Linked DNA regions of Mus musculus: regions 2, 3 and 4 are each linked to region 1. Evidence: chromatin loops called from intact Hi-C (ENCODE). Cell type or tissue: heart. All regions are shown on one strand.

The links. Peaks named below come from ENCODE experiments on the same cell type or tissue, not always from the same donor. Only the 100,000 strongest peaks of a DNase experiment are listed, where the experiment ranks them.
Region 2: it touches region 1 in a loop (7-fold over the local background); 17 of 42 quality-filtered maps call a loop at or near these places.
Region 3: it touches region 1 in a loop (8-fold over the local background); 8 of 42 quality-filtered maps call a loop at or near these places.
Region 4: it touches region 1 in a loop (8-fold over the local background); 40 of 42 quality-filtered maps call a loop at or near these places.

The regions. Positions count from the first base shown.
Region 1 is chr4:119,002,029-119,010,028 of GRCm38, forward strand. No RefSeq gene overlaps it. Among named protein-coding and RNA genes, the nearest start is that of Gm12865, 8.0 kb to the left of the region's middle. In heart, CTCF peaks have their summits at 2,345 (motif pointing right) and 3,135 (motif pointing right); DNase peaks (open chromatin) are centred at 3,103 and 6,713; H3K27ac peaks cover 4,966 bases.
Region 2 is chr4:119,200,514-119,208,513 of GRCm38, forward strand. Svbp (small vasohibin binding protein) reads left to right here. Exons shown (of 3, transcript NM_024462.2): 3 at 384-785. The coding sequence ends at 470. Tmem269 (transmembrane protein 269) reads right to left here. Exons shown (of 7, transcript NM_029198.3): 7 at 4,542-5,282. The coding sequence ends at 5,161. Among named protein-coding and RNA genes, the nearest start is that of Svbp, 9.2 kb to the left of the region's middle. In heart, a CTCF peak has its summit at 4,419; no DNase peak of the experiment used is centred here; H3K27me3 peaks cover 408 bases.
Region 3 is chr4:119,136,352-119,144,351 of GRCm38, forward strand. It overlaps Slc2a1 (solute carrier family 2 (facilitated glucose transporter), member 1), which reads left to right. Exons shown (of 10, transcript NM_011400.3): 10 at 1-979. The coding sequence ends at 95. Among named protein-coding and RNA genes, the nearest start is that of Gm12867, 8.2 kb to the left of the region's middle. In heart, CTCF peaks have their summits at 4,001 and 6,024 (motif pointing right); a DNase peak (open chromatin) is centred at 2,031; H3K4me3 peaks cover 1,108 bases; H3K27ac peaks cover 2,735 bases; H3K27me3 peaks cover 715 bases.
Region 4 is chr4:119,163,651-119,171,650 of GRCm38, forward strand. Zfp691 (zinc finger protein 691) reads right to left here. Exons shown (of 2, transcript NM_001145936.1): 2 at 5,866-7,392. The coding sequence starts at 7,383. The coding sequence ends at 6,532. Among named protein-coding and RNA genes, the nearest start is that of Zfp691, 6.5 kb to the right of the region's middle. In heart, a CTCF peak has its summit at 4,214 (motif pointing left); a DNase peak (open chromatin) is centred at 4,191.

The DNA.
Region 1 (8,000 bases):
CTGACTCCTGCTCTGCAAAATCACTCTGGTGGTCTCGTGTTTAACAGCTGGAAACTGTTGTTTCCCGCGTGTGTTTTCCAGTTTGGGGTGGGCAGATAAATCTGGCCTCTGGGCATCACCCTGACACCCTCATTCCTGCGGCCATTGAAGCTTCCAGTGTTGTATTAAACCCTTTGCTCCCAGAACGCACGCCGTGGCTTCCAACCAGGCTCTTCTATATTGGATGTGCCCTGGAACTGAATGAGAGCTCTTGTGCTGTAAAGTGGTGATAGCCTTATTCCTGTCAGAAAAGTAGGACAGTGTCAGTCCACAGCACGCAACGTCAGAACCTGCAAATATGACAGCCAAAGACCTTTGACAAGCAAGACTTTCGCACACCAAGCAGCTATAGTCATAGATCATCATGGTGGGAATAAAGAACGTGAGGGCTGTGGAATGTGCGGGCGTCCTCAGGGAGTGCTGGAGAACTTAGCAAAAGCCTATGAGGATGTCAGAGCTCCAAGCCCCCACTAAGCACACGGACAGAATGCAAGAGGACACAGTGTCTTAAGGGGGTGCTTTTGAAAGATAAGGTAGTGCTACAGAACCCAGGCTAACATCAAACTCAGTCTTTCTGCCTTGCCTCAAGGGCTGCGATCACAGATGTGCACCACTGTGCTTAGAAAGGACTTGGTTCCTTATACTGCAAAGTCTAGATTTCTGAAAACCCCAAACCACAATCTGCTCTTGTGGTTGACCAAATTTCATATAAATTAATCTCCTTTTCGGTGTGATTGAGATCATATTGTTGGTAAAGAAACAATGAATTACAAGATTATAATGGGAATGTTGGGTAAATTTCAACCCCTTTCAATCCCCCAAATTATATCAGTGTTCCTTCACCAATAAAAACATCCCTTCTGCCCACCTGAAGATGCCAGCTAAGGCAGGTGTGGTGGCCTTTAACCCCAGCACTGGGGAGATAGAAGCAGATCTCTGTGAGTCTGAGATTAACCTGGCCTATATAATAAGTTCCAAGACAGTTGTGGGTACAAAGAGAGACCCTGTCTCAAAAACCAAAAGTGGCTGGAGAGATAGCTCAGCAGTTAAGAGCACTGGCTGCTCTTCCAGAGGTCCTGTGTTCAATCCCAGCAACCACATGGTGGCTCACAACTGTCTGTCTTTTGTAACTCCAGGGGATCTGGCACCCTCACACAGACATATGTGCAGGCAAAACACCAATGCACATAGAATAAAAATAGGTAAATTATTTAAAGAAAAAAGAAGAAATGAAAAAGTCACCCTCTCCCTCTGCAGTTGATCCTATCATTATCTTGTGTGAGGCAGCCACCTTGAGCAGGCAGACTGATTGTTCTTCAGACCCTCGCTCAGCTCCCAACACTTCCAGACACACAGCAATACTCAAGTTCCAAAAGATCCAAAGAGGACTAAGGAGTGTGACTGGGCACCAGAGGGGACAGACTTTACCCATTTGTATCAGAAAAACCCTGGGGGGGTATTTATTTGATTCTCAGGATGTTGTTTGTAGCAGGGAGAAAGAAATGTACTTTGTTTTACATTTATTATTTATTTGTTTGTCTCGGGGTTAGGGCTACAAGTGTCACTGCACACATACTAGAAGCCAGAAGACAATTTGCAAGAGTCTGTTTCCTCCCTCTGCCATGTGGGCTCCAGCGCTCAAACTCGGGTTGTCAGGCTTGGTCCCCTTACCTGCTTGCTGAGCCATCTCCTCAATTCAGAAACACAATTTTTTGACTGTGTTTAATTTAGCGGTTAGATATATGAGCTTGATATAAAAGTATGTTATCTCAAAAGCCTACTGCAATGATCTGCTGAGACCTTAACAATGGTCTACACTAAGTTAAGGAAAAATTCCCAAACTTCCTTGGTTCACTGAAGAACAAGTTCTCCAACAATTATGAGAACCAGGAACCCCGCTCGCTAGAAGCTCCAGCCTGAGAGAAGGTTTACCTGGCAGAGTAAACAGTGGAGGCGTACTGTTCCACTGTCTCCACAGAACAGCACCGCTCTCCAGCCCCCATCAAAACCCACCCCTCACCAATACACAGAACTGATGCTGAACTCCGTACTGCTAATGTCTGATGAGTGGACTAGCAAATGATGCCTGACACCCTGGTGAGACACGTATGCCGGGGGGGGGGGGGGGCAGCATTCCACAGAAATCACATAGCCTACTAGCCTACTATTTTGTGAAAGTTTTTGCTTCTAGTTGTATCTGATACGTCAAAGCTTCCCCTCCCTGGGGAAGGAGTTGGGAAGCACTGGGTATCTATCCTGTGGGGCACAATGCCATGGCCCTATTAGTAACCCCTGAGGATGCCACAGGGTGGCAGCATGGTGACTTGGAAAGTTCCCTGGTTTCAAAAAGGCCAGAGTGACCTTGAGTTTAACTTAGTATGTATAAAACAAAAACACACAACTTCCTCATAAGGTTACAGCAATTATAAAATGAGGACAAACAAGAAAGCTCTTTGAGCTGCACATCTCCGGGTGTTGCCTGCAGCAGTTTTTAAGATGATGCTATTCCCATGACAAACATTTGTCAGTCCAGAATAAAAATGTCCCCAAATGGATCCGGTTTATTTTTTAATCTCTTATTTCTTCTTTGACTTGTATCATAGATACATAATTAGATTTTTTAAAACAGCAGTGGGACCAGTAAGCGGGCTCAGTGGGTAAAGGTTCTTGTGAGACTGATGAGTTAGATCTGCCAGACTCACATGGTAGGAGAGCTGACACCAGGCCAGTTATCCTCTGACCTCCATACGCACTCGTACACATAAGAGTGCACACATGTGACCATACACACAATAAAGAAATAAAGTGAGTAATAAAGTAATAAATTTTTAAAAGAAAGAGCAATGTAGTGGAGTTTTAAATCATGATACTGCAACAACACCCCCCTCCTCCCGACAAAGCAGCTGTCAGTCCTGAAGACATGCACTTTGAAACCCAACAGAGCTTGGAATTTGCCCTGTGCCTGCCACAACTGTTGTCTGAGATCTGCACTCATCCTGCCCAGCGGCTGAAAGGCTGAAAGGGCTTTTTCTGGGCTCAGCCATCCCCTTCCTAGTTAAGGCAGATTGCTACTCTTCCCTTCCAGGGTGACCAACACTCACCAGCAGAGGGCGGCAACTCCCCACTCATGGTCTGATCTTGCCTTCAGTTTTAGAAACCTGGGTTTCAATCCCTACTAACCAACTTTACTCTTTGATTAGAGAACCTTCTCTCTCCAAACTGTGGTTTTCCTGTCTGGAATATGCAACCAAAAAAAAAAAGGAACTGATCTCCACGAGGTTAATGATATGATACAGATAAACAGCAAAGTGTTTTCCAAACATTCACTCTTCAACATCAAACAATGGGTCTGATTTGATTCAATTCTCACCAGTCCTCAGCAGGCAAGAGATAAAAAAAAAATATGGTTCCCATTTTTCAGATGAAGAAACTGAGGCTCAAATGAGTTCCACAAGACCCGAAGACTCATGAGGCAAGGAGCAGTTTCACACTGAATCTCTACAGACTCCATGGTTTATGGTGATGGAAGTTGGCCTTGAGAAATTCCTCCATAACCCTTCTGAGACCCTAGGGTCCCAAGCCCATGCACACTGAGCTCCCAGACCAGTGGCCCTGTTGTCCCCACCTCCTCATTACTCTGCTCAAAAGTGCTTGAGTGGGCTCTCACCTGTGAGCCTCGTTCCCCTGACTGTACAAGGGACCTTCCTCAAGGACTGACTATGGCTGAGGGAAAGCATTTGCTGCATCAAACAGGGTTCAGAAACAGCAGGCACATGTGGCTCAGACCAGGCGTGGTGGCACAGGCCAAAAATCTCAGCACTCAAGAGGCAGGAGGACTGTGTGCTTGAGGCTAAATAGAGATCTGTCTCAAAAAATATAGTAGCTGGGCTGAGAGGAGGCAGCACATGCCTTTGAGGCCAGCACTTGGAAGGCAGAGGCAGGCAGATCTCTGCGAGTCGGAAGCCAGCCTACAGGTCTACAGAGTGAGTTCCAGAACAGCTCAGGCTGCACCGAGAAACCCTATCTCCAAAGAACAAAACAAAGAAACAAAACCGTGAGAGGTGACTCAGTAGTTAAGAGTGGTTGCTGTTCAGTCATAAGGACCAGAATTCGGAATCTAGCACTCGCATTGGGTAGCTCTCTACTACCTGGGACCTGAGGCCTGCTTCTGCCTAGAATGCTCTAGAATTCTCCAGTGACCACGTTTTACTGCTATGGCCACAGCAAGCAATTCGCATGTGCATTACATTGCTTTCCATTTCCCACATAAATAAATTTCTGTTATTGTTTGTTTGTGTGTATGTATGTATGTATGTATGTATGTATGATAATGAAATTTGTCCACTTTGCTGTGACTTTGTACAAGCCATTTAGCTGTATTGAGCCATAGTCCCTCCGTCTGAGCTATCTGGGCAGCATGAGCCTTCCCCACCTCACCTGGAGGCTCAAAGTCTTGCAGCCTCCACCCATCCCCTAGGCCTCAGGCAAGCTTCTGGGCAGAGGTGAGCCCTGCCTTCTGCCTCACTTCTCTCACTGCCCTCAAGTCTCCTCAGCTGGCCGCAGCTTGGTTTTTTGCCTCCCTCTACAAACAGGATTCCACTGAAGTCTCTATCTTGTCTCTTTAGCTCTCAAAGCTCTTCAGACTGGGGCTGTCCAAGTGTTCCTTCCTTTCCTTCTCCACAAGGTCTCTCTGTGTAGCCTTGACTGGCGTGGAGCCTCCTGTGTAGACTAAGCTGTCCTCAAAACTCACAGAGACCCACTTGTCTCTGCCTGCCGAGTGCAGGGAGGAAGGGCACGCTCCACCACACCCAGCGGTCCTCCTCGAAACCTAGGGACCAAGTGTCCTTGGTTACAGTCACCCAGGTTTCCTCCGCCCCCTCTGACCGCCGCTCTGATCCTGTGGAAGAGGACCTGGGGCCCTTTCCTGTCTCTTCATTCCCTTTGGATAACGTCAACCCAACCTACACCGCCCAGCACCGGAGAGGCTCCTGCTCCGGTGTCAGCCCCACCTGCCTGGAGCCCTGGGCCTGGTAGTGAACGTGGATAAGGTCCGAGCTCTCTGGAACATAACAGGCTTCCTAGGTTGTGGCCACCCAGAGCCAAAACCCAAGGCCACTCAGTGGGAGTTTTCTTCCCACTTTCAGGCAGCTCCCAAGCCCCCTGAGGACTTCCCTAGCCCTTTATTCCATTCATTCAGAGATATAATTATGGACCAGCAGACACTCCACTCCGGGGACCAGCTTCCTTCTGGCCCCTGGTTTTGTTTTGTCCCTCTGGACCTCTGGACTAGTCAAAAATATAGGAGGTAGGAGTGGTTGGTTGGTTGGTTGGTTGGTTGGTTAGTTGGTTGGTTGGTTTGGGGGTTGTATTTTGGGTTTTGGCTTTGTTTTAAAGATTTACTTTTAGTTTATGTGTATTCTGTGTGCATGGGTGTAAGTGCACCGTGTGTATACAGAGGCTGAGGAGGCCAAAAGGAAATGTCAGAAATACCCTGGAACTGGAGATACAACAGATTGCTAGCCACATGGCAGTGCTGGGACCCAGATCTGGGCCCTCTGCAGGAACAGCAAACACTTCTAACACGGAGCCATCATGTCTCCACACCCTTGCTTTGTTTTGTTTTGGTTTTGAGACAAGGCCTCAGTTTTGAAACAAGTTCTCAGGTAGCCAAGGCTTACCTCAGACTTAGTCTACAGCTGAGGATGACCTTGACCCTTGACCTTCAGAGTCTCCAGCCTCCTGCTGGGACTGCAGGCATGTGTTCCAGTGCCAGGCCTGCCATTGTGTGTGTCTGTGACTGAGCACGTCCTACACCACATCAGATATGGAGGGCTGTACCTAGACTTCACGTACTTATTCACCCTTCACAACCCCGAGAGAGACAGGCTGTTCTTAGCTGAGACGAGAGGGGCACCATACAGAAGGGAGCGGATCAGGCTTGCACAGTTAGCCACAAGAGTTCCCACCCTGTTGTGCATCCATAGCTGGCTCTTTGAGCAGAACAACCCATAGGCTAGCAGCCCTTCCATCCTCCCGGGATCTGAGAACCCTTCTGTGTAGCTCAAACCCTTTTCAGCTACCCCACCTACCCACCCACCTTTGCTCTGTCTCTTGGCCATACCCCTCCCCTGCCTACCTACGCCCACCCCATCTAAAGTACTTGTCAGTTCAACCCTACCTCCATCTGTCAAAACGTTTATATCCTTCAAGCCAAACAAAACGGCTTTTCTTGCCTGTGCTGAAAGAGCCGTGATGGAGGGCTAACTTGGGGAGACCGTGGATCTGAGAACATGGGGGGGAGTAAGACCAGATTATCATAAGGAACCTTTCTTGATCAGAGAGTCTAGAATTCTTGCTTTCAGGAGGCCCTTGAAACAAAGGTAGACTTGTCCTTTAACCTTCACAGAATGAAGAGAATGTCAGGCCTAGGAAGGACTTCAGAGGAAAAAAAAAACCCACTCCCTTCTCTTTGCCCCCAGGGATGCCTACGCCCAGGGAGGGGCAGAGGCCTGGCGGACCTTCTGGCTGATGGTGGGAGGAAAGGCCGTGCTCGCTTGCCTACTACAGGACCCATCTCAGCAGGTCCCCAGGCTGCAGAGAAAAGAGTGGGAGGGGCCTGGAAGAGCGACTGCTGTGGAGCCTGGCTCTGAGCCTGTCTGGCCAGGCCTGCTGGGCTCCAGGAGGCCTCAGTAGTTTTCCATAGCCAGTAGGCCAACAGCCTGGGCCATGTGCTACCCTCTCCCCTTGCCCTCCACATTCCTCTGCATATTCAGGCAGGACAGCGGCATTCTTTGGAGCTGGAGAAAAAGCAGGGATAGGGGCAGAAACCCAGATATATGCAAGATTTTCAGATAAGAGTTTGGCCAGAAACACGGGGGTCAGGAGAGATCACAAAGATGCCAATAAGGTGAAGCGTCCCAGACCCGCAGAGCCACGTCCAGCCGTTGCTCCAAAGATGTGGCAGGTCCCTTCTCAGAGGCATGCACAGATAAGACTACCACAGAGATGCACGTTCCCACCCCAGGCCACCCCCATGCCTCTGCCATCCCAAACTGTCTCATCTATAACAAACAAGAGACGCGGAATGTGTACGGGCCTTTAGTTCCAGAACAGCAACTGGAATTCCTTATTCTGTTCCCAGGAGCTGGGGTGGATCTCTGCACATCTCCACCACTGTGGCCCTTTCTTTGGGTCCTGACATTCCATCTGTGTGGACAGAGTAGAGAGACTTCTGGGAAGCCCTTTCCTTGATTCCATCCAATCCACTCTCTCCTCCTACATCTCTGCTCTCATCTGGTTTCCTCCCTCCGGCCCTATGGCTGTTAACCAAGAGATTGACTGAATACATTTATGGGATCCATCATACAGAAAGACCAGGAAGGAGACCTTAAGCACACACCAACCTTGTGCTGCAGGCTTCCCTCTAGCTGTTTTGTGATCACCTAGGAGCAAAGCCAGCGTGCTAGCTGGCTGCCTGCACTTAACTCCATGCTTGGGGAGGGCAGAAGAGAGCCGCAGACCCAGCTAGCTTTCCACCTTAGTTGAACTCTTTGAGCCTCTCATTTCTGGTTTATCAATTGGGAATAAAATGCTATCTAACTCTCAAGGAAACAGTTGATTATGGTGCCTAATTTCAGGTAATGGCTTTAACCAAGCAGGGAGCTAGGACAAATCAGTTGATAATACAGCTTTTCCCTGTCTGATGAAAACTTCACGATTAACTGGGAACTTGGGAGCCCTGTCCAGAGTACAGCTCTCAGCCCATGGGCCCCTCACCTTCATACCCACAGGCCCCCAGCCATACCACTTGTTCCCACGCTGCCCAGTCAGCCGGATGGGATTTGAAGCCCCAAGGGATCAACTGGGACTGCACAGAAGCCGCCTTGTCCCAGGGGGGACTCTTTGGTCACGTTGATGGTGCCCAACCCACCTCCACCAGGCCAGCCAGCTTCAAGGGTTTG
Region 2 (8,000 bases), 200 kb after region 1:
CGCCCCTACTGCCCTCCAGACATCTTTTACAAAGATAGTCAGGTTGTCCCTGCATTCCACCAATGTCTGCTGCTCTCTAGAGCTGCAGGTGAAATTCCAGACTCCCTGGAGTGGCTTTAAGGCCCAGACAGTCCTGTCTTTTTAGCTCCCCAGCTCCCTTATGTATACTCCGCATTAACACACTCCAAGTTCCCAGGACTGACCCTGTGCTGTTCCCTCACAGCTGTCAGGGACCATCCAGAAAGACCAAGCCCCGTGCCTCATTGTGCTCTCTCCTCAGTCCCTGGATGGAAGCTGCCATCCTGTCCTGGTCGCTGCCCACCCGGCCCCTCTAGCATGGCTACAGCTGCTTCCATTGCTAATGTCTCTGTTTCTCTACTCAGATCTATGCTCTCAACAGAGTCATGACGGAGCTGGAGCAGCAGCAGTTTGATGAGTTCTGTAAGCAGATGCAGCCGCCTGGGGAGTGAGCCAGCCTGCATCCCCGGCAGAGGAACTGGTGCCTGCCTTTGTCTGTGAGCTCATTCCCACTGTTACCCTGAGCTGGCCCAATGGAGCCTTACAGAACTAATCAGGACTTGTGGAGACCTCTGCACTGAACTTCCTATAAGTAACTTCCACCACACTGGTTTCTACTCTCAGAACTGCCCCAGTGCTTGCTGGGTAGACTTTTCATCTAAGACAGTGGATTTTTCAAAAAGACCTTTTTTCTATTGTTTGAGAAAAATCATTGTTTCTTGTGAAACTGCGTGTCTTCCCTAAAAATAATAAAATTCAGAAATGTTCGTTTGTTCTTGCTTTAGAGGGAATGCCTACTCCCAGAAAGTGGAACAAAGAATGAAGTAGGTGGGACTGGAGGAATGACTCAGTGCTCGGGAGCACTGGCTGCTCTTGCAGAGATGGCTACTCTTGCAGAGAACCCAGGTTCGGTTCCCAGCTCCCAGTTGACAACCACCCGAGCTCCAGCTCCAGGGCATCCATCATTTTCTGGCCTCTTTGGGTACCACGTACCCACACAAAGTCACATACAGACACACACACAGTTAAAATAGGTCTTTTAAAAAAAAAAAAAAAAAAAAGAGTGGGGCACGGTGTAGCATGCCCTTAAATCCCAGCACTCGGGGCAAAGGCAAGCCGGTACCTGTGAGGTGGACATCAGCCTGTTCTACATAGCAAGCTCCAGGCCAGCCAAAGTTACAAAGTGAGACCCATCTCAAACACAGACACAAGGAAGAGGAGGAAGGACGGGATCCAATGTCCGTGGGGACAGTGATGGTAGCTTTGCCTTTGGAATAAGGACAGCTCATTAGTTTCTCAAGGGGAAAGAATGTAGGAGTTGGTGGGTTTGGTAAGGCAGTATGGAGGTTCTTTGGGGAGCAAGAAGCAGGGTAACAGAGAAAGGGGAGGTGATGGAGGCTTGGAGAGGGTGTGAGACGGCAGTCTAGTTCTACAGAGAATGGAAGCACGGGCGACAGCTGGGCCGCAGTGAGGCTTCCCTGGGCATGCGCAGACACTAGACACCAAGCAGCGCTGGCCAGTGCTCTCCAGCCCTGGTTGGCTTTGGAGGGAGGCGCAGGAGATGGAGAGTCGTGAGGAAATGAACCAGGGCTTTGCTCAGCAGCTAAAGCCAAAGCAAAGAAGGACAGAGAGGTGCGGGTTCCCAGGGCACGGATTCTATCGACAGCGCGGCTCTGAGCCATGAGAAGTGAGAGCTGAGGTGTGGGCACACGCCTATCCTAGCACTTGGGAGCCTGAGGCAGGAGGACTGGGAGTTTAGGGCCAGCCTGGGCTACATAGTGAGACCCTGATTCGGTAAATGAGAGCTGGCCTGTGTCTAAGGCTCATGGGTTATGATTTCTGTGGTTGGAACTGAGCTAGAAGTGTCCTGGAAGGGAGCAGAGAGTAGAATGGCGGGAGCAGACGGAGGGTGGGGGGGGGGAGGCCATTCTTACTGGAATGACAGAACTAGGGAATTGCTACAAAAGGCTGAATAGGATGGAGAGCCAGGCCTTTGGAGTTTGCCAGGGGACTGGGAAGCCAGAGTTCTGGGTTATTCCTCGCTGAGAAGCGCCCATGTCAGGACTTGTCGGGTGACCTTGGGCAGGTCACTTGGCTTCATGTGCCTTCATGTCTTAAGGAAGGGGTGCTACTACTCTGCTTCACGTGAGTCGGTAAGATGGAAAGAACCACATCCGAAGTTCATCTGCCACACAGTAGGTGCTCAGAAAACAGCACGACTGTGCACTACCTCTGACCCGAGTCCCTGTAAACCTTAAAAGGTGCCCTTGCTCTCTAGAAGCTGTGGCGGCAACAAGGTAGTCTATGCATTGGGAGCCACTTCTCACTGTTTCTGCTGTGTCTGTGTGACAATGGACAGGGAGGACTGGGAACCCTCCCCTGTTAGCCTGTCCTTGCTTCGGTCTTTCCCTCCTTCCTTCTCCCACCCTTCCCTCTCTCCCTCCTTCCTCTCTACTCTCCCTCCCTTCTCTTCCTCCCTCCTTTCTTCCTTCCCTCTTTCCCCCTCAAAAAAAGCAGAAAGTATATTCCCTCCTACATGAGCAGGTGGTAGAAAAAAGAATTTGCCTACCTCTAATGTTGTTCTAGGCCCTGCTGATAACAGGGGTCCAGTACACACATAGATATATGCAACCTTTTACTCCCATTTGAGCTACTAGCCAGGGCTGAGGGGTGGGAAGCTAGGACCCCACCCCCTACACACACACACACACACACACACACACACACACACACACACACACACCCGTGACTGAGTGTGCTAACAGCAGCTCTGTAAGGGCAGGCCAGGTACTTGGTTTTCATCTTGGGGCTGCTGTACTACCAGGCCTGGAGTCAGGTTTCTGAAAGGGATGGTCAGACTCATCCCTTAGGAATCAAACGCCCATCACCCAGCTGCTTCTTAGGAGTAGAGGCATACAGTTGTCTCCGCCTCAGACACGGGTTTCAGGGGTGTCATTCCAATCAACATGTTCGCAGCGGTGTGTGCTACCAGGCCTGGCTACAACTAAAAAAATTTTTTAAATAGTTTTTCAAAGTTTAAAGAGTTGTTAAATTATTCCTTTTATCCATTCTTCACAATAGAGATCCAATTAAATGACAAATTCAAGAACCCAGGGGGGGAATTGGTAAAAACAACAACAACAACCTCGTTTATGAAGCCTGACAACCCAGAGACGTAAGTGGTGTTTATGACAATAAACTTTTGAACATTTCACCCTAAAAACAAAACAAAAACCTAAAGAAAATTACATATTACTTTATACCCTGCTGATCCCGTTGGAAAATGTTTGCGTGTTAGGAAGGAATTAAGCTCACAATTATAGACCTGAATTTTCCAAAACTCCAGTTTGCATGCGAAAGCCCACTTTTTAAAAAAATGTACTCATGGGGCTGGCGAGATGGCTCAGCAGGTAAGAACACTGACTGCTCTTCCGAAGGTCCTAAGTTCAAATCCCAGCAACCACATGGTGGCACACAACCATCTGTAATGAAACCTGACGCCCTCTTCTGGTGTGTCAGAAAACAGCTACAGCTTACTTATGTATAATAAATAATAAGTAAATCTTTGGGCCAAGCGAGCAGGGACTGAGCAAGCAGAGTTGACCTGACCAGAGCGAACAGAGGTCCTAAAATTCAATTCCCAACAACCACATGAAGGCTCACAACCATCTGTATCACTACAGTGTACTCACATACCATAAAATAAATCTTTTAAAAGCAGATGTACTCAAAGTATTTGCATGTATGTATGAGGAGGCCACAGAGGGTGTGGAACCCCTGATGGGGGCCACACATAGTTGGGCACTGACCTGTTGAGGCCGGAAACAAAGTTTAGCTCCTCTGTCACGAGGAGCCAGTGCTTTGAACTGCTGAGCTGCCTCTCTAGCCCCTCAAACACACATCCCCCTACTCTCACCCGGGCAACAGAACTTTTTCTTGAGGGGACAGGCACATCAGTTTATACTTCAAGGAAACCCAGTCGGAACCGCCCTAGCTTGTGCGTTTGTCTTCCTGTGGAGGAAGTAAGTCTTCCACGCTACAGATGAGGATGTGGGCTTATAGAGATTAAACATCTCAGTCAGGACCAGAAGACAGAAGCGGGAGGGTGCCGACACAGGATTCCACTCGGAGTAGAGGGAAATCACCACCATCTGGGTTCAGACCAGAGACCTGCCTAGGCTCCCTGACTTCATCATGTGCTCAGCGTGCTTTCATGGCGTCCTTTACCTCTGTCCCTGCGCAAAAGCCCAGGAGGAATCTCAGAAAACCTTCTCTCTAGGAACTAAGGCACTGAATGGTGAGCTGACAGCTGAGCCCCAGTTGTTCCACACACTCTGCTCCTTAGACGTCAAAGGCAGACGACTTGCAGAGGCGCTCTGGCGCCACTGTGTGGGAAATGGCAGAATTAGCCAACAGTCTTGATTCTCAAAGACAGACTCTCCCTTCTCCATAAGGTCAGGCTTTAGAATGCAATATCATCGCATGCAGTATTTCTTTCTTGTTTGCATTTTAAAGGACAAACTGGCATCTAAGTAGAGTTTAGTGTTTGAGAATTTAGAAAAGAAACATACAGAATGAGATCTTAGAAGCCAGATTCTTGGACTTTCTGTTGGTAGACAGCCATTGTTAGATTATTTAACATGGGGTTCCTGTCTCTCTTGTTGCTGCTTCTTCAGCTCTGTAAGGGACCTGTGAGTGACAGGGCATTGGGTAGAAGCCACTCGAATAAACCCCCTTTATTTATAGATAGACAGACAGATAGATAGTCGTCCTGGCATCTCTGCTCTTGACTAATACACAGAGTGATACTTTCAGGCTGCCAATCAATTTCTTTTGGAGATAGTCTCATGTGTCCAAGGCTGTGTTTGAGTTTCAGCCTAAAATTTACCTTGGAAACAAAAGTCTATCCTACATGACTGATTAAAGTATTATCCCAAAAGGAGTCTGAACCCTCAATAAGGAGAAAGAAGCAAAGGTTTCTGGGCCCACTGTGGGTTGATGTAATTCAAGACGAGAGTGCACCAAGCACAGGACAGCACAGGCATCTGGAAGCTTTCATGAGGACAGGCAGGTCTTGGTCCAGCATGCTAAGCGTAAAGCCCACAGAGCCAGCAGGAGTGGTGACATGATGGTTTCCTCTCACTAGGGCTTAATACGAACTCCTCTGCCCCACAGGGTTTCAGGGGAGAAGATGTAGGAGAGCGACCAGGTCAGGCAGTAAAAGGCGGTGAGCGGGAACGGAGAGAAAAACAGCAGGATAACACCTGGAAAGGAAACACAGACACTCAGCTTCGTGAAGTACCTCCCACAGCTCCTATCCAACCCCCCGGCCCTCACAGAGCTGAAGAGACAGCAACAAAGAGGCAGGAACGCCATGTGTAAGTTCAGTTTACTAAGAATATGGAAGCCCCTAACCGGAAGCTAATGCAATCTCAGGTCCATTCTATTGATCTCAGAGCAGAAGCCAGGTCCCGGCCAAGAATGAATCCAAGTTGACCAGAGCTCTTTTAATAGGAAAAAAAAAAAATTCCTAGTTATCTGGAGTTTAACATGCAATGTTAAATGCCTGAGACTGCTTACAGAGTGGTCTTAGCTCTCACACCAATAACAGAGAGGCTCACTGTGCCCAGACCGTGCAAGTACGTGGTCTGTGATGAACACCCACTTTCATTCTGGAGTCTGGATTTGGTCCCTGCTAGGCAGAGGGTGCCTATGTGAGTCTCTGATGACCTTCCCTAGAAGACAATGCTTCGTGTGAACGACCACAGTTCAGGGCTTTAGGAACTGAGTGTAACTCTCAGGTGCCACCTGGAGTGGACTCTGAACAGCTAGCATCTCCTTTCTGTGGTCACATCCCATGCACCCCCTGCTGATTTCAAACCACATCCTTCATTGGTGGGTTCGTTTTGTTTGTTTGTTTTGGGGTTTTGTTGTTTGGTTGTTTTGGGTTTTGTTATTTTAGTTGTTCAAGACGGTTTCTCTGATATAGTCCTGGCTGTCCTAGAACTGTCTCTGTAGACCAGGCTAGCCTACCATTCAAAGATCCAACTGCCTCTGCCTCCTGAGTGCTGGGATTAAAGGTGTGTGTCACCACATGGGGCCACATCCTTGTGTTCTAGCCAGTCTTAGCCATAAGTACCACAACATGCTGAGTCCTGAGGCCCCTCCAAGCAAATCACTGAACCTGGATGTATTCTCAGGTACTCCCAAGACAATCTAGATCTCAGATGAAACACGATCAGGCATCTGGCCTCCCTCGTGGTACATCTCCTCAGCACTAGACTCTGCTTTTCATCTTCCTCCTGTGACTTAGAATTCCATCTGCCTTTCTCATGGGAGACAGGGAAGTAACCTGCACAAAGGCCTAATTCAAGCCTAAGTCTGCCTGACCTTTAAAAACCAGACGTCCAGCCTCAGTTAACAAGAATACAGAGCATCAATAGTCTCATGACAGGATCTGAGGGAGCCCGAGCTGGCCTAAAACTTGCTATGTAGCTGAGGACAACTTTGGACCTCTGATCCTTCGGCCTCCACCTCCCAAGTGCTTAGATTACAGGTTTGTACCACCAGTATATGTAGTACTGGAGATCAAACCCAGGGATCTGTGCCTACTATGAGGGTGCTCTACCAACTGGGCTGCATCCCCAACCTGACCACAACATAGTCTGTAGATCGTGACAGGTGACCTAACCAAGGGTCACTTCTGGGGAAAAGAACTTGTTAAAGAGATATGCTAAAGTTTTGGAAAACTGCAATTGGAGAACAGTCATTGGTATGCTGAGGTAAGGAGGCAACGTTTAAAGCCAGACTGGTCCTTAAAATATAGACAGACAGACAGACAGACAGACAGACAGATAGCATTTACTCTCCAAAACTGGCCATGGGCCAGCTTCCCAAAGTCTGGAGCTCTGTAGGGAAGAAGGGTCTTCAGTCTAAGGTGACCCACTGTTCCCTAGGCAAACAGAATATTAACATCATCCACTATGAAATGTGCACAATACTGGCATTAATCGGTGTCAGGATCTGTGAGGTGCTGTTTCCTCCTTAACTCAGAGAGCGAAGAAACCCAGGAGTCTCGCACTAAGTGTGCGCTTTGTTCTGAGCAGAGGGGATCAACTCTAGGAGCTTAACCTCTGAGGAAAATACTGAGCTAGGAGAGGGAAGGTGGAAAAGATGGGGCCAGGAGTTGCCATTTACAGTCTAGGACCCTACCAGAGAATTACCTACCTTGTGGCCTCATTCAATCCCAGTGAGCCTGCAAGCTAGAAACTTGGGGCCTTTAATTATAGATGAAGGAGATTGAATTCAAAATGGTGAGGTATTAACACAAATCTATAAACAACCACGTGCATCTTCAACAGAGGTACATCCAGCTACACACCCAGACTCTTCACACCATTCTGCCATCTGGGCACAGGGGAGCAAGCTCCCAGAACTTGAACAAGGATATTGTACTAGTGCCACATGCGAAACAAATCTGAAGAAAACAGACCGTAACAACCCAGAGTGAATTCCCAGCAAAGGAACAATGGAAGAATGGCCGGCTCCCAGGGATGCTTGTCTGGCTCAAAGCACACACTCTAAAAGGAAAACGAATACTCCTTGCAAGAAACCCTAACTCAGAGCACCTCTGTGAACATCCCCCATGGCTGACGCCTACACCGCTGCTCCCACTGACCTGCCTCCCCCAGTGTCAAGTCTAGTTCCGGCACCTCTCTAGTTCAGCTGCTTCTCTCCATCCATCCATCACACCACCACCTCCCACCTGAACACTGGTGCACGATAGCCCAAGCAATGCCTGGAAGAGGCTGCCCTGACTGTATCACTCACCTGCTGTCTGGGTTCCACCCAAGGTGTCTTGTTTGCCTTTAGGATCAAATCTCAAATCCCACCCAGTCTGCCTACTTTACTAGCCTGAGTCTTTGTCACTGGCTTTCCACACAAGGACCAGCCACACTGCTCTACTAAGGCTTCAAGCACCT
Region 3 (8,000 bases), 130 kb after region 1:
AGATCGCTTCCGGCTTCCGGCAGGGGGGTGCCAGCCAAAGTGACAAGACACCCGAGGAGCTCTTCCACCCTCTGGGGGCGGACTCCCAAGTGTGAGGAGCCCCACACCCAGCCCGGCCTGCTCCCTGCAGCCCAAGGATCTCTCTGGAGCACAGGCAGCTAGATGAGACCTCTTCCGAACCGACAGATCTCGGGCAAGCCGGGCCTGGGCGCCTTTCCTCAGCCAGCAGTGAAGTCCAGGAGGATATTCAGGACTTTGATGGCTCCAGAATTTTTAATGAAAGCAAGACTGCTGCTCAGATCTATTCAGATAAGCAGCAGGTTTTATAATTTTTTTATTACTGATTTTGTTATTTTTTTTTTTTATCAGCCACTCTCCTATCTCCACACTGTAGTCTTCACCTTGATTGGCCCAGTGCCTGAGGGTGGGGACCACGCCCTGTCCAGACACTTGCCTTCTTTGCCAAGCTAATCTGTAGGGCTGGACCTATGGCCAAGGACACACTAATACCGAACTCTGAGCTAGGAGGCTTTACCGCTGGAGGCGGTAGCTGCCACCCACTTCCGCAGGCCTGGACCTCGGCACCATAGGGGTCCGGACTCCATTTTAGGATTCGCCCATTCCTGTCTCTTCCTACCCAACCACTCAATTAATCTTTCCTTGCCTGAGACCAGTTGGAAGCACTGGAGTGCAGGGAGGAGAGGGAAGGGCCAGGCTGGGCTGCCAGGTTCTAGTCTCCTGTGCACTGAGGGCCACACAAACACCATGAGAAGGACCTCGGAGGCTGAGAACTTAACTGCTGAAGACACGGACACTCCTGCCCTGCTGTGTATAGATGGAAGATATTTATATATTTTTTGGTTGTCAATATTAAATACAGACACTAAGTTATAGTATATCTGGACAAACCCACTTGTAAATACACCAACAAACTCCTGTAACTTTACCTAAGCAGATATAAATGGCTGGTTTTTAGAAACTTGGTTTCAAATGCTTGTGGATTGGGGCCAGGCAGGTTGGGTTGGATGTGAAAAGGGCAGAATAGCATGGCTGTGACCGTCCAGTGGCTGGGGATCCTGGCAGTGTCCCTTTTGTTGCTCAAAAACCTGTTTGACCTCTGACCCGGAGGAAAACTCCAGTCAGCATTTTCATAGGCTACTTTCAGACTGATAGCTAACCCTGCCAGCCCCGAGATGGCCTCGATGCGCAAGCTTCAACACTATCTTGAAAGTGAAGATAGGAATCCTATCTTTATCTGACAGGCTTCAAGACGTTTAACAAGCATATTTTACAACTCCGTGGCCATACCCTGTTCCCCAAACAAAAGGAGCTCTTTGTGCTGCCACAGTACGTTGTTGCCACGCTGTGTATCCAAGGCAGCTTTCCTATTTACAGAGGCCACCTGAGAGTGTTCACCGTGTCTGGGCAGCACTAAACAGGCAGGTCCTTTCCAGAGAACCTCCCTCATCGAATTCAGAGGCACTTGAAGGGATATGTCCCCATTTGTCTGGATTCAGAGTTATTCAGTCCAAGGCTAGGCACTCCAGAAATGGCTATAGTAGAGCGCCACGGGTCCCCTCTCCTGTCCCCTGTTCCCCCACCCGAAAAAAAAATCCCTTTATAAAACCTAAAGGGAATTTTCCCTGCATACAGCTATTCAATCTCAGCATGTCAAAGGGCTTAAGGAAAGGAAACTATAGAGAATGTATAAGGAATTAACTCCAGCCGGGTTCCAAATTAAAGTTGAGAAGGGCCATGCCTGAATTGCTGAGGCCAGATAAGGAGTACGGGCCTGTTGGCCTTTTACTATTTGTAAGGCGCACCACCGCCTAGTAAGTTGTCCGTTAACACATAGGGTAGGGACAATTGGGGAGCGAGTTAGTAGGTGCGTGGCAAGGCAAGGGAGAAACCGGCCTTACTCAGTTCAGGTCCAGGGCTGAAAAAGCCAGATTACAGCCCTCTTGCCTTGGAGCCTTCCCTGTCCTTAAACACGGAGACGCGCAGGCGCAACTGGGCCGAGATGGCCACATCCTCCAGGCCACACTGCAGGGACGCACTCAGCCCTCTGCTGTGCGGGGGCGGAGTTAGTGACGTCGTCACCAATTAGAGCGGGGGGCGGGCTCTGAGCTAGGGAGGAGCACACCTGTCGAGCATCAGGTGAAGCCTTCAGCCTTCAGTTTCTGATTGGAAGCCAACTGGGGGGGATGCTCCCTCCTCTCCCCCTCCACTCCCCCCCCCCCCCCCGCCAGCTCCTAGACAAGTTGGCATTTTATCTGCAACCCTGCCTCAGTCTCCCTGGGAACTACCTGGACTCCGCGGCAGCCTGTAATTTCCTCATTATAATGCTGTGCATCCACTGCAGGAGTCTGTCCTTTCTCCAGAGCAAGGAGGGACAAGACTAAAACATTCTTAGACCTCTGTTTTCATCAGAGCCTCTGGTCAGGACTTCTAACGTCAGCACAAAAACCCACTCTCAGCTTCCTAAGCCGAATTTCCCCAATGCAGTTTTAGGCAGGAGAGCTGATTCAAAAAGTGCATTCATTAATAGAAAAAGAATGTCTATTGTCTTTTGTCAAAACTGCATATTCATGGCCCCTCCCCCCATTCCACTGTCTCTCCAATTCACAGTCCAGCTGCAGTAGTACTGTCCCCTTTCCCCAAATCATGCGACAAATCTCCTTGTGGTAGTGATCCTTCTAAATTTTAGTCGTGTCTTTCTGCTTATAAACCTGCCGGGTACCCCTTTTCCCTCGAGGTAATGCCCGTCTTTCTTTTTACTGCATATATTACACGTAATGGGTTTCCTTGCAGCATTTTATGCATGCGTAGAATGTATTCTGATCATATTCACCTTCATTACACTGTTACCCTTCCTTTTCTCCTGCTGAGCCCCTGCCTCTACCAACCATCCCCACTCTGATTTCTCTTTATAATTTTAAGATTTTCACTATATTAGAGGTGGAGGTAATGAGAGAGCATTCATGCCTCCCATGTGTGTGGAGGCCAGGGGACAACTTGTGGAAGTTGGTTTTCCACTGTAGGTTCCAGGCATCAAACTCAGGTGGTTGGGGGCTGGAGAGTTAAGAGCATCAACTGTTCTTCCGAAGGTCCTGAGTTCAAATCCCAGCAACCACATGGTGGCTCACAACCATCCGTAATGAGATCTGACTCCCTCTTCTTGTGTTTGAAGACAACTACAGTGTACTCACATATAATAGAGAAATCTTAAAACAAAAAAAAAAAAATCCTCAGGTGGTCAGACTTTAGTGGCAAGCACTTCTTCCTGCTGAGCCATCTCGATGGTCTTCCCTCCTCCTCTTCTGCTTCCTCCTTATCCGTGAGCTTTACCAGAGTTGCCTGCAGGACCATGCTGACAGCTTCTTGTCAGTGACTACAGCTGGAAGAAACTATCAATCCATCCTTCAGCAACCGTTAGCATCCATGAATTCTCTCCTCTAGAATGGGCCTTGGCCCTTGGTCTTGTGAAGGTTCTGTGCCCCAGTATAGGAGAATGCCAGGCAGAGCCAGGAAGCAGGAGCGGGTGGGTTGGGGAGCAGGGGAGGGGGGAGAGGATAGGGGATTTTTGGAGAGGAAACTAGGAAAGGGGATAACATTTGAAATGTAAATAAAGAAAATATCTTTAAAAAAAAAAAAAAGGGCCTCGGTTTCAATCAGGAAGTAGCTGGTTCCGCCATCAGATTTGTTTCTAACTTGCCATTGAGCACATCTGAATTTTCATCTTTCTTAGTCTGAAAATTCACTTTTTTTTGTTTTTTTTTTGTTTTTTACGTGTCCCTCTCACCATTGTTCCCCACTCCCCCAGTCCATATCCTCCAGAGACCAAGCCACCTTGTCCTTGGCTCCTACACCCTCTTTCCCTCTGGGTCTTTAGGATTCCCTTCACACAATTGCTCTTCCCCCTGTTCCTGACTCCCATCTGGGCCATTCTGGTGAGGAAACCAGGCCTGGCCTATCCTCTGCACACTGCTGCCTACTAGTGGCTGGTAGATGAATTGAAGTCACGGCTGATTTTTCACGTCTGCCTCAGAGAATAAATGGCTTTGGATGGGTCAGGTATATTTGGTCACCCTGTTCTGTTCACTCAAAATCATCTCACTAAAGCAACATTGCCATATTACCACATGACTTCATACTCCACACTGTCTCCTGATACAGTCCAAAACTTTTACTTGAATTGTTCTTTTTTTTTTTTAAAGATTTATTTATGTATTTATTTTATGTGAGTACACTGTTGCTCTCTTCAGACACACCAGAAGAGGGCATTGGATCCCATTACAGATGGTTGTGAGCCACCATGTGGTTGCTGGGAATTGAACTCAGGACCTCTGAAAGTGCTCTCAACCACTGAGCCATCTCTCCAGCCCTCCCCGAGCTGTCTTAATCTAACACGTTAACGCTTTGCTCTGCATTTTTGCCTCCTGCTCTGCCTTTGCTCTGTGTCACCTGCACTTTTCTTGGGGAGACACGAATAAACATCTATGAACCACAGACAGGGAACTAATGAAAGAACAGAGGTGCCACCCAAATGTAGCTTAGAGGACCAATGGCCCTACTTTTAGGGACACAGGTGACCCCTACGCAGCTGCCCAACTGAGAATTCTCCCTGAAGCGTGGGTTGAGTTGCCCACGGCTTCACAGATGGAGTTCCCATTTCAATTAATGTTTCACCTTCTATAAACTCTAGCATCTTCCCAAACTGTGTGTAGCTAGGACAAAGTTGCCTACGGCATAGTGGGAGGTTCGAGAAAGAGCAGCTGGAACCTCAAAAGGGGCGGGGGCAGGGGAGGTCTAAAAACTTGTCCCACCTGGTTCCTCCATGAGGGAAGGTGAACAGGTCCTGAGCCCAGGGCTGCTTGTGAGTCATTCCAGCTGCTCTGGATGACACTGTGATGGCTAAGCCAGGTGCCACAGTGCGGTACGTGCCTGTAAGCCTGGGTGATAATGGCTGCTCTCCTCAGAGGACAGCATTCCACATGCACAATGTGATGTGGTCACAGGACTCCAAATTAACTGTCACTTTCTCTGTGAGGCGTCTGTTCACTCCTTCAACTGTTAAGTAATCAGGCACGCTCCGCAGGCGCTCTCCTGTGCTGTGCACTGCCTTAGAAACAGAGTCAGAAGCAGCTGACTTTAGACTGTCGCTACTGGGCTGAGTCATCCCGGGAAAGTCTCTACGCTTCCGATCTCCAGTGTCCTCATCTGTTGTCCTATTAGAGTGGAATAAATATGCCGGTGGGGTGGAGCCTTTAATCCTAGCACCCTGGAGGCAGAGTCAAGTAGATCTCTGAGTTTGAGGCCAGCTTGGTCTACAGAGTGAGTTCTGGGACAGCCAGGGCTATACAGATCTTGTCTCAAGAAACAAACAAACAAAAAACAGGGGTGGGGGGAGTGGTATAAGCGTAAAGCAGGCGTCGGCTGAGGTCTTAGCATCTTCTCCCTTTCACTTTTCAGAAAGCAATACTTCCATCAAAGAGTTTTAAAATGAGAGTTTCATGCACGCATATGTGTGTTGGTCAAATCTACCGCCACTCTCTCCCTTCCTTTCCCACTCTTTCCCCATCCTTCCACAACCTCTTCTTCGTGTGTGCTTGTTCAGTCACTCTTGTTTTTTATGGTTTTCTTATTTTTTTGTTTTTGATTGTGTTTTGTTTTGAGACAGGGTCTCACTATGTGGCCTTAAACATATGGAATTCACTATATAGAACAGGCTGGCTTGGAACTCATTGAGATCAGCCTGTTTCTGCCTCTGTAGTGCTGGGATTAAAGATGAATCCAAAACAAAACAAAAACAAAACAAAACAAAACAAAACAGAATGAGAGTGATGGAGTGAGCAAGTGCATATGAAGATGAGGAGAGGAGATGGTAGAAGCAGAGCTACACACTGAGACCCTGTCTCAGACAAAATAAAGAAAGAAAGAAGCTATTTTAAAATCTTACTTTATGTAGATAAGCGTCTCGCCTGCGTGTATAGTCTATGCAGCACGTGTGGCCCGGTGCCGGTGGAAGCCAGAAGAGGGCGCTGAATCCCCTAGATCTGGGGTTACGGACGCTTGTGAGCTATCACGTGAGAGCTCAGACTGGAAATGTAGAAGAGCAGCCAGAGTCTGAGCTAAGGAGCCATCTCTATAGTATCCCTCTTCTCTTTTTAAACCTACTCCATGTAGTGCTGCCTGTGTGCGCATGGATGTGGGACCGTGTACTAGAGCATGGCTAGCCCTTTCAGGGTCTGCCGCGCTCCCTGAAGGAAATCAACCCCAAGAGCCATCAGTTGGCATCCTGCACTGGATCGGCTGCTCTGCGGATAGGGAGGGCGGTACTTCGTGAGCCCCACACCGCCGCGTGCTGGGATTTTTGGATCTGGCGCATGTCTTGTGCGTGCATATGAGCTCATCTGTGCAACAACATTACATTCAGCAAACAATGTCTGACTGGAGATGTCTACAATTCCTGGCCTTTACAATTTTTCCACGTTCTCTTTGTCAGTGATTACCTGAGTCTTAGGAAAAGAAGTGTGATAGAGATTTCTCATTTAGAGCTTAGTAGTCCACAGCCTCTTAATCTATGAGTGTTGGCCAGATGTAAGTGGGCCTTTGTTAATCCCCATCTCCTACAAAAAAAGAGGCTTTTCTGATAAGGGTTGAGAGATGCACTAGTCTATGAATGCAAAGGTTAAAGACACAGGGAGCAGTTTGTTAATTTGCCTACTTAGCAAAATAACAGCAACAGGTTGTCGTCCAGGGCCTATGACTTAGCCAGCCCTGGGCTTTGTCTCAGTTAACAGTGACAAGTATCAAGCATGAGTTCTGTCTTGTAGAGAGGGCTTTAAAACAAATCAGAAATTTGTTGGTTATTCTCATAATATCCAAGCCACTATTACCACACATATTGCCAGGCCACTTGTGACTGTAGCTCACAGGGTTCCCAACTGGGTAAAATGATTGCATACTCAGTTTTTGTAAACTTACATTTCCAGGAAACTCCTCCTCCTCTTTTTTCTTTTTGAGACTCATATATAATCCAAGCTGATCTCAAACTCATTATGCAGCTAAGGATAACCTTGAACTTGTAATCCTCCTGTCTTTACCTCCAAGAATATGGATCACAGACCTGCACCACCACCCTGCTTTACAGTGTGCTGGGAATTGCACACACACACACATACACATTTGTGTGCAGGTTAAGCACTCTGCCAACTGAGCTGCATGCTACATCCTCATCTTACTTTTTTATGGCTCTAATGTTATCTTCTTGAAAACACCTCTCTAGGGTACCAGATACAAGCACTTTCCTGTCTTGGACCTCAGAATTCTAGTTTCACGTCATTGATTTACCAAGTGTCTCCCAGATGCCTGGATACAGCAGCAAGAACAGAAAATTGATATTCATGTCCTGGAACAACTGTGACTTGCCTGCATCTCACCTGAGTGCTGGGATTAATTCCCGATGACCAACTTCTCTCTTAATTCTGCTATGAATACATTCTTATTGGACAGGTTAGCTGAGTACCAAACACCACCTCTCACGTCTCCATTTTCCTCTATAGAGACCGTGGAACCTTCAAGAAGCAGAAAGCTGGTGGAGGACACATGGGTCATAGGGAATCTGCCCTCATGGGAAGGGGGACCCAGGCTGCTTCTTTCTCTTCTGGGCTCTGGATTGTGATGTAAGTGCATTTTACTCTGTCTTTTGCAATTGCATCCAGTACTAGATCAGAGGCCCAAAGCAACGGGGCCTCTTGATCTTGGATTATAATAACTTAGGATTCATTCTGTCTGTTTCTGTCTTCAAGAAGAGATTACAGAGGTTTGGTATAACTTATCTTGAAAAGTTTGGGAGAATTCGCTACTAAGCCCATTTCTTCCTGTTGCTGATTGGGAGTCTGTTAGTTACTGATTCTGGACAGCCCACATCATTGGCTTCCTTTTGTGTGACAAAGTTGTAATTTATGTCTTTCACGAAGTTGGTCCATTTCACTTAA
Region 4 (8,000 bases), 160 kb after region 1:
TGTAATATCTGAAAAATAACTTGCTAGGCTTTTCATTAGGATTCTATTTGGTACATAGAGAAAGTTGGGAAGAGCTGACATCTTAACAATTCTGAGGCTTCCTGTCCAAAGTGCCTACTCTCTGTGTTCCATTTTCCTTCACCACTTTTGTAACTTTTCTCATGTAGACCTGTACCACACATTGTTATTTTTTCACCTATTTCCATTTTTAGGGATGTTAATGTAACTGGTGTTGTCTTAGTCAGTGTTCTATTGCCATGAAGAGACACCATGACCAGGGCAACTCTTACAAGAGAAAGAATTTCACAGTCAGACATGGTCCTGAAGAAGTAGCTGAGAGTTCTAAATCCTAACTTGCAGGCAAAAAGACGGAGAGAGACTATGGGCCTGGCATCGTCTTCTGAAACCTCAAAGCCCACCCCCAGTGACATAGTTCCTCCAATGAGGCCACACCTTCCAATCCTATAAATCTTTTCAAATAGTGCCATTCTCTGCTGACTAGCATTCAAATGTATAAGCCTATAGGGACCATTCTTATTCAAATCACCACAGATATTAAATTTTCATATTTGTTTAGTATGTGTGTTTGTGTGGGTGCACACACACGTGCCATGGGCTATGACATGTGGATGTCAGAAGACATCTTGTGGAGTCAGTTCTTTTCTCCCACCATGTGGGTTCCAGGGATGGAACTCAGGTCGTGAGGGTCAATGGTGGTATTTAGTGACTGATTGCTATGCTCATTTTGTATCATTATATATGGTGGCTTTGCTGGGAAATTGAACCCCTAGTTCCCTCGAAGAACAGAGTTGGTGTTCTTAACCACTGAGCAAACTCTGCAGTCTTTCGGACTTTCTATAAACACGATACTGTCATCTGCAAATACAAGGTTTTATTTCTTCCCTCCTAATAAGGCTGGCCTTGAACTCACAGAGCTCCCTGCCTTTGCCTCCTGTGTGTTGAGACTACTTGGGAAGTTCTGGTATATTTTAAAAGGGTTCCTTTTCACTCTTCTCATCCAAAATGCCAACCAATATCCCCAGTATTTAATGTAATAACTGAGTCAAGTCCCCAGAGGTTAAACTCACAGCTGTGTGGAGCCTTCCAACGCACAAAATCCCCCAACAGCTTCTACCTGTCAGATGGTCTGCACTAACTTTCCAATAATTAATGAATTACAGTTGAGGTTTTCCTACCCTGGCACTGGTTCCTACAGAGATCTGTGCCCTGTATAATTCTCTATCCCAGCCATCTGTCTCTTCATTCTACAGGCAATGAGTGGCCTGTGAGGCTGTTTCTCTCCTGGATTTAAGAACGCTTGGATGTTCCATCTGTTCAGGCTTTACCTGTCTGGACAGAGGAGTGACTCCTAAGATCTTTACATCCAGTAAAATGCTATGGAGCAAACGCTAGTCTTGGACTCATGAGTGATCTTTCTGCCTGCCTCCTGGGTGTTAGAATTACAGACATGCACCACCACACCTAACTTTAATACATTTTTAAATTCAACATAGAATCTGGGTTTAACTAGCAGACACAAGTCCTCCAGCACTACATAACCCAGGCGTAGTGGCACATGCCAGTCATTCCAGCACTCAGGAGGTGGAGGCAGGAGGATCAGAAGTTTAAGGTCATTTTTGGCTACCTGGTTTGAGGCCACCCTGGACTATATGAAATGCTGCCTCAAAAAACTTAATTAATTCTATACCAGAATTAATAGTTTATGGGGCCAATGAAGTGCTTTCTTAGCATGTGAGAGGCCCTGAAAAAGAAACTGGGGAATTTATATACCACCATGTGGCTAGATATGTCCATATTTGGACTCACCAGTGCTTTTTATATTTTGTATGCTTTCTGGTTTGTGGTTTGTTTTTTTTTTTTAAAGATTTATTTTGTTTTATATGAATACACTGAAGCTGTCTTCAGACTCACCAGAAGAGGGTATCGGATCCCATTATAGATGGTTGTGAGCCACCATGTGGTTGCTGGGAATTGAACTCAGGATCTTTGGAAGAGCAGGCAGTGCTCTTAACTGCTGAGCCATCTCTCCAGCACTTGAATGATTGTTTCATTCATTCATTCATTTATTTCAGTGCTGACTACTGGACCTAGAGTTTTTGAGTACCGCTAAGCTAACCCTCCAACCCCTTTCCTATGCTTTGCATTGCTGCTGTGCATTGTCTGTTTCAACTTGACTATCCCTGTTTGAACTCAAGAACTTCCTTTAGCTTTCTTCTCTTTTTCTTGTTTTTGTTTTGTTTTGTTTTGTTTTTGAGTCAGTCTCCTTCTGTAGCAGCCCTTGCTGGCCTTGACCTCAGAGATTCCTGCTTGTGCTGGATTTAAAGGGTGTGTGCTACCATGGCCTGCTGCTGTTGTTTAGGACGGGGTCTCTCTCTGTAGCCCAGGCTTGCCTTTCCTGACGCCCACTGAGTTGTTGGGACTGCAGGCAGGCGTGTATCATCAAAGCAGGAAGCAGGTCTTATACATCAGGTCTAGGACTGACGTCCCTTGGCTTTTATCTTGGAAAGTCAGCCTTCCTCCTCCGCTTTCTGAAGGACGCTTTTGACAGACGTAATACTTTGGCTGTATTTTTTTTTCTCTTTTCTTTCAGCATTTTCAGGATGTCATTGCACTATCTTCCTTCCAATCAGGTTTCTGCTGAGAAATTTCTTCATAATATTTTGGGAAATCCCTTGTGTGTAACAACTCGTTTTTCTCTGTTTTCTTTATGGTGTTTGGACTATAATATCTCTTAGCATGAGCTGGAATTCCCTGGCCTCTCGGGCATGGTTATTCATTTCTACCCTCAGAGTTAGAAAGTTTTCAGTAATTATTTCTTGAAATATGCTGTCTCTTCTGCCTTCACTTTTCTCTTAATGAGACTCCCACAATGCATCAGTCTACTTGATGGTGTCCCGTAACTCCCTTAGGATTGTAGCACCTTTATTCATTTTTATTTTTCTTGAGACAAAGTTTCACTAGGTAGCCCAGGCTAGCCTGAAACTCAATAGATAGCCCAGGCTGACCTACAACTTCTGGTAACTCCTTGCTTCTGACCTCCCGAGAGCTGGGGTGAAAGGTACCTCTTCTTGAAGTTTTGTTTCTCTGATCTGACAATTTCAAATGACACACTTGACTCTGAGTTTCCAGATTCTTTTTTCTTTTGCTATTATTTGGGCTGACAAGATGCTCAGTTGGGGAAAGGCACTCACCTCGGAAGCCTGGCACCCTGAGTTGGTTCCCCAGGACCAAAGTAAAGGAGGCAGGAGAGAAGTGATCATAGCGCTTCCTTCTAGCTTCTGCGTGCGCACTCTGGCACACACACACACCCTACACGCACATCATGCACACATATGATAGTAAAAAATAATTTTTTTCCAAAACCAAAGTATTTTTAAAATCTCATTTTATTTTTTAATTGGGGATATGGCACATATCTATAAAAGGACAGCTTTCTTTTGTTCTGGTTGTGTTTTGTTTTGTAATTTTGAGACAGGGTCTTACTATGTAGTCCTAGCTATCTTATGTGCAGGTGCTTCTAGAGGCCAGAGTCTTCTGAAATTCCCTGGAGCTGGACTACAGGCGGCTGGGAGCCACCTGCTGTAGGTGCTGGGCGCCACACCCAGATCTTTGCAAGGACAGTAAGTTCTCTTAGCCACGAGCCAGCTCCCCAGCTGCAGAGGATAGCTTTCAGATTCAGTTTACTGTGGAGCTGGAGATGTAGCTCAGGTGTCAGGCCTGTGCACCAAGCCATCCCTCTGGCCTATGCAGAGTCTTTTCCTCGCTCAGGTCAGTTATTAAAACCCTTTAGAGAAATTTCCATTATTATAATTTCCCATTTCAGAATGTTTGTTTGGTTCCTTAACACCTCTCTCTCCTGATGCCCTCAAATTCTTCCTGCGTCATTTTTCTGACTTTTAGTAAATTCCACTCATACTGGGACATGTCTTTAATAGCCAGCCCACCCCATTCCGGGAGAGGGGTGTCTTCCGATGATTTAGAGGGAGATGTCACTGGGGTTTTGTTGTTGTTGTTTGTTTGTTTTTGAGACAAGATATCTCTACATATCTCTGGCTGTTCTTGAACTCACTATGTAGACCAGAGGGCCTCAAACTCAAAAGATTCGCCTGCCTTGGCCTCCCACGTGCTCTAGATCTCATGTCTCTCATATGAGGTTTTAGGAGTTCACGGTCTCTTGCGCCCCCTGGTGTTCATTCAGTTCTTCAGGCTTTCTGGCACTACAGCAACATGCTTATGATTGTCTTCAGTGGCCAACTGGTATTTAATTTATGCTGAATTATATGCCTAAGGTTTTTGCTCAGGTGCCAGGCATGTACATTCTGTTTCTTGAGACAGGGTCACTCCATGTATCCCTGGTTGTCCTGGATCTTGATATATAGATCAGGCTGGTCTTGAACCCAGAGATCTACCTGACTCTGCCTCTCAAATGCTGGGATTAAATGTGTAGCATATGCTGGGCTACAAGTCTTAAGGTAAAGTTAAGCCTGGTCACACAATTCAAGAAAAGAAATGGGAGGGAAAAGAAAAAGGAAAAAAGGAGAGGAAAGAGAGAAGGGAAGGAAGAGATGTATACAAGTGCTTTGCAAACTGTAAAACACTCTCCATACGCAAGGGAGTCATTTGAGCAGTCTCCTACAGTTTCCATTTATTATGTTACATTTCCTTATTGTGTGTGTGTCCACATGTGCCACAGTATGCATGAGGTCAGAGGGAAACTTATGGGAATCATCTCTCTCCTTCTAACATGTGGGTCCTAGGAATCAAACTCAGGCCGTCAGGCTTGGCAGCAAGCCCCTTTATCCACTGAACCATCTTGCCATCCCAGTCTTCTATAGTTTAAATCAAATTCCTGAGCACTGGGCAGCAGATTCCATTTGCAGTCATGGCATCAATGGCCTCCGTGATCTTGGACAAGCCACTGTCTCCAGCAGCCTGTTTCCATATCTGTGAAGTGTGGATCCACTTTTACCTCTCAAGGTACCTGCGAGAGTTCACGCATATCAAGTTCCTGGTGTATCCTACTCAGGCTGAGTGGCAGGGTCAAGCCACGGGCCATACCCTTGTTAACTCTGGTACCAGAATAACATTCTGGTAACTGGGCACAACTGAAGAGCACTCCTTACGCAGGGAGGCAGGACCCCAGGTTGACGGAAGAGGTAAGAAAGGAAAGCTGGGTGAACGATAAATTTCCAAGTGAGAAACTGACTGGTGAAGCCAGGCCTAAATGAGGACAGGAAACCTTACTGTCCGAGCCCTAGGGACGAATCTACTGCTATTAATGAAACGTTATCATCCGGTTTTAAGAATTTTTATATCACCCCACCCCCAACCCCCTACTCCCTGTCATTGCCATTTCCCCTAGTCACAAGAGGGTTCAACTAATAGTCTCCAGTTTGAAAGGTTCTGATTGTGATGTGACTTCCAAGAGCAAAGAGGTCAAGGCTGTTATCAAGAGGCCACACATAGCACCCACCTCTAGGCCAGCTTCCTTCAGAGGCCAGCAAAGTATATGCAGAAAGCATCGGATGAGCTGAAGAAGCCAGGTCTACACTGGTCCCACCGCACCCCACTGCTTGACTTTCATCTTCTGCCCTGGAGGGTTTCTGTGGCAACCGAATGAGATAAAGAATGGCGTGTACACCCAGCAGCCTACCGTGTGGATGTTCATTCAGGTGACCATTTCCCTCCCCCTCCTCTTCAAAGGCTCCAGAGGCTCGGCCCCGCTGTCCTTCACATCTCAGAGGAACCACCACCTTCTCAGAATTCAACTCCACGCCTTTGCAGAATGGCTGCCCTGGAATACTCTCCCCGGTGCCCCACATCCCCAAATAAGTACACAGGTTCTTTTCACTGAAGTGTTTTACTGGTGACCACTGAGGAGACAGACACAAGTCGGGGTAAGAAAACCAGGTAACAAGCATGGGAGGGTGAGGGTCCCTGGATTGTGGATCCCTGAGGCTTCCTTCTCAGACTGAAGAGGCCGGTCACCAGGAGGGCCATGCCCCCCCCCCCTCCCCAGCCTGAGGCTCTAGAGGCTGACACAGGATGAGGCACAGCAGGTAGGAACTCACAGGCTACTGCCGTGTGTGTGTGTGTGTGTGTGTGTGTGTGTGTGTGTGTGTGTGTGTGAAGCTAGACAACTTTGGAGGACCTGTAGACAACGACACCGTCTCAGGCACTACCCCCAAAGCCTGGGGACTGATGACTGATGACCCAGTCACAAGAGCATGTCCTGAGCCCATCCCATTTCCCCCACAGCTGAGGAAATGAAGAGTGGGCACTCTGAATTTCCAAGGCAAAAAAAAAAAAAAAAAAAAAAAAAACCTGCTGGGAAGAGGCAGGGTGTTTACTCAGCCCCTTCTCAGGATTTCCTGACTGCAAAGGCAAGAAGGGGCTGTTCCGCAAAGTGAAGGGTTTGTAGTCTTGGAGGCCACAGCAGGTACTAAAGGCCTCCTCCACCCATCAAGGTGGGCTCTATGCTCTCCCTCACTCTCCAAGCAGGCCTCTCCTTTAGCTAAAATCCTTCTCATCTTGCTCGCCCAAGTGTGTTTTCTGGTGTCGGATGAGGTTGGAGCTCCGGGAGAAGTGTTTCCCACACAGGGTGCACCTGTACGGCTTCTCCCCTCTGTGCGTTCTCTGGTGTGCACCAAAGTTGGAGATATCACTGAAAGTCCGCCCGCATTCAGTGCACTCGTAAGGCCTCTCACCCGTGTGGGTACGGTGGTGCACCCCAAAGCTGGAGCTGTTGCTAAAGCTCTTCCCACACTCACAGCAGATGTAAGGGGCTGGCTCCAGGTGGGTCCGGTGATGTACAGCCAGCGTGGAGCTCTGAGTGAAGCTCTTGCCACAAATGTCACAGCGGTAGGGCCGCTGGCCCAGGTGATCTTGCTGGTGCGTGGTGAGGTCCGAGCGCCGCCGGAAGCTCTCCTGACACTTGGCGCATTGGTAGTGCTTCTCTTCCAGGTGGATGCGCTCGTGCCGGATGCGGTTGGAGCTCCGGGAGAAACTCTTGCCACACTCGGAACACTTGTAGGGCTTCTCGCCAGTGTGGATCCGCTGGTGCGTTCTCAGGTTGGAGGTATTGTTGAAGGTTTTGCCACACTGCGCACATATAAAAAGCTTCTCATCTGTCTCTGGGCTTGAAAAAAGCATGGGATCCCTGGGGCCTCCGGCTTGGGCAGTGACTTTCTGCCTTGTCTTTGGTGGATGCGTTCCGTGGAGCCCTGCCAACAGGCTCTCCTGCCCATGATCCTCCCGAGGTGTGATCTGAGAATCCTTTGAGCCATCCACTCTCCAAGGTTTAGCCCCTTCTCCTTCCTCGGGCAGGTGAGCTTCGGGACGCTGCTCCTTCTCGCTGCCCATCTCTGAACCCTGAGAATGAACACAACCTTTATTCCTTGTGCCGGGCCATGAGACCCCACAAAATCTTGCTTTTTGGTTGAAACTGTGTATACCGTCCCCCAGGAATAACCTCAAATAACTTTACTTACTCCTTAACTTTCCCATGATAAACTTTCACGGAGAGTTAAGGCTACCCACCACTCATAGATGTATTCTGGGCAATCTGAATGTCACTTTTGTTAATCCCATAAACAATGGCACTCTAGGCTATAATTTATGTGTAAGTAAAGGTGCTTCCACTTAGAGATGAATCCAACTTCTTCCTGGTAAGTAGCCATCTACTCACTGACTCTGAGATGAACAGAAATACCTAGAAGTAGTTACTTACAAGGCCCAGCCTGAATAGTCTTATGCTCTGCCAACCCATTCCTCTCTAGACCTTTCTGTAATCTTCCGACAGGTTAACAACACCTACAGCAGGGCTTGAGCTCTGTCTGCCATTGTGGATCAGTGCCAGCTTCTCACAGATTCCTGCACACACAGCTAAGCTCTTAAATAACACACAGCTGGAGTCATGCTTAGCTATAGTTACATTCCATCACACCACACACAGGACCAAACACACTGACATCAGTTAT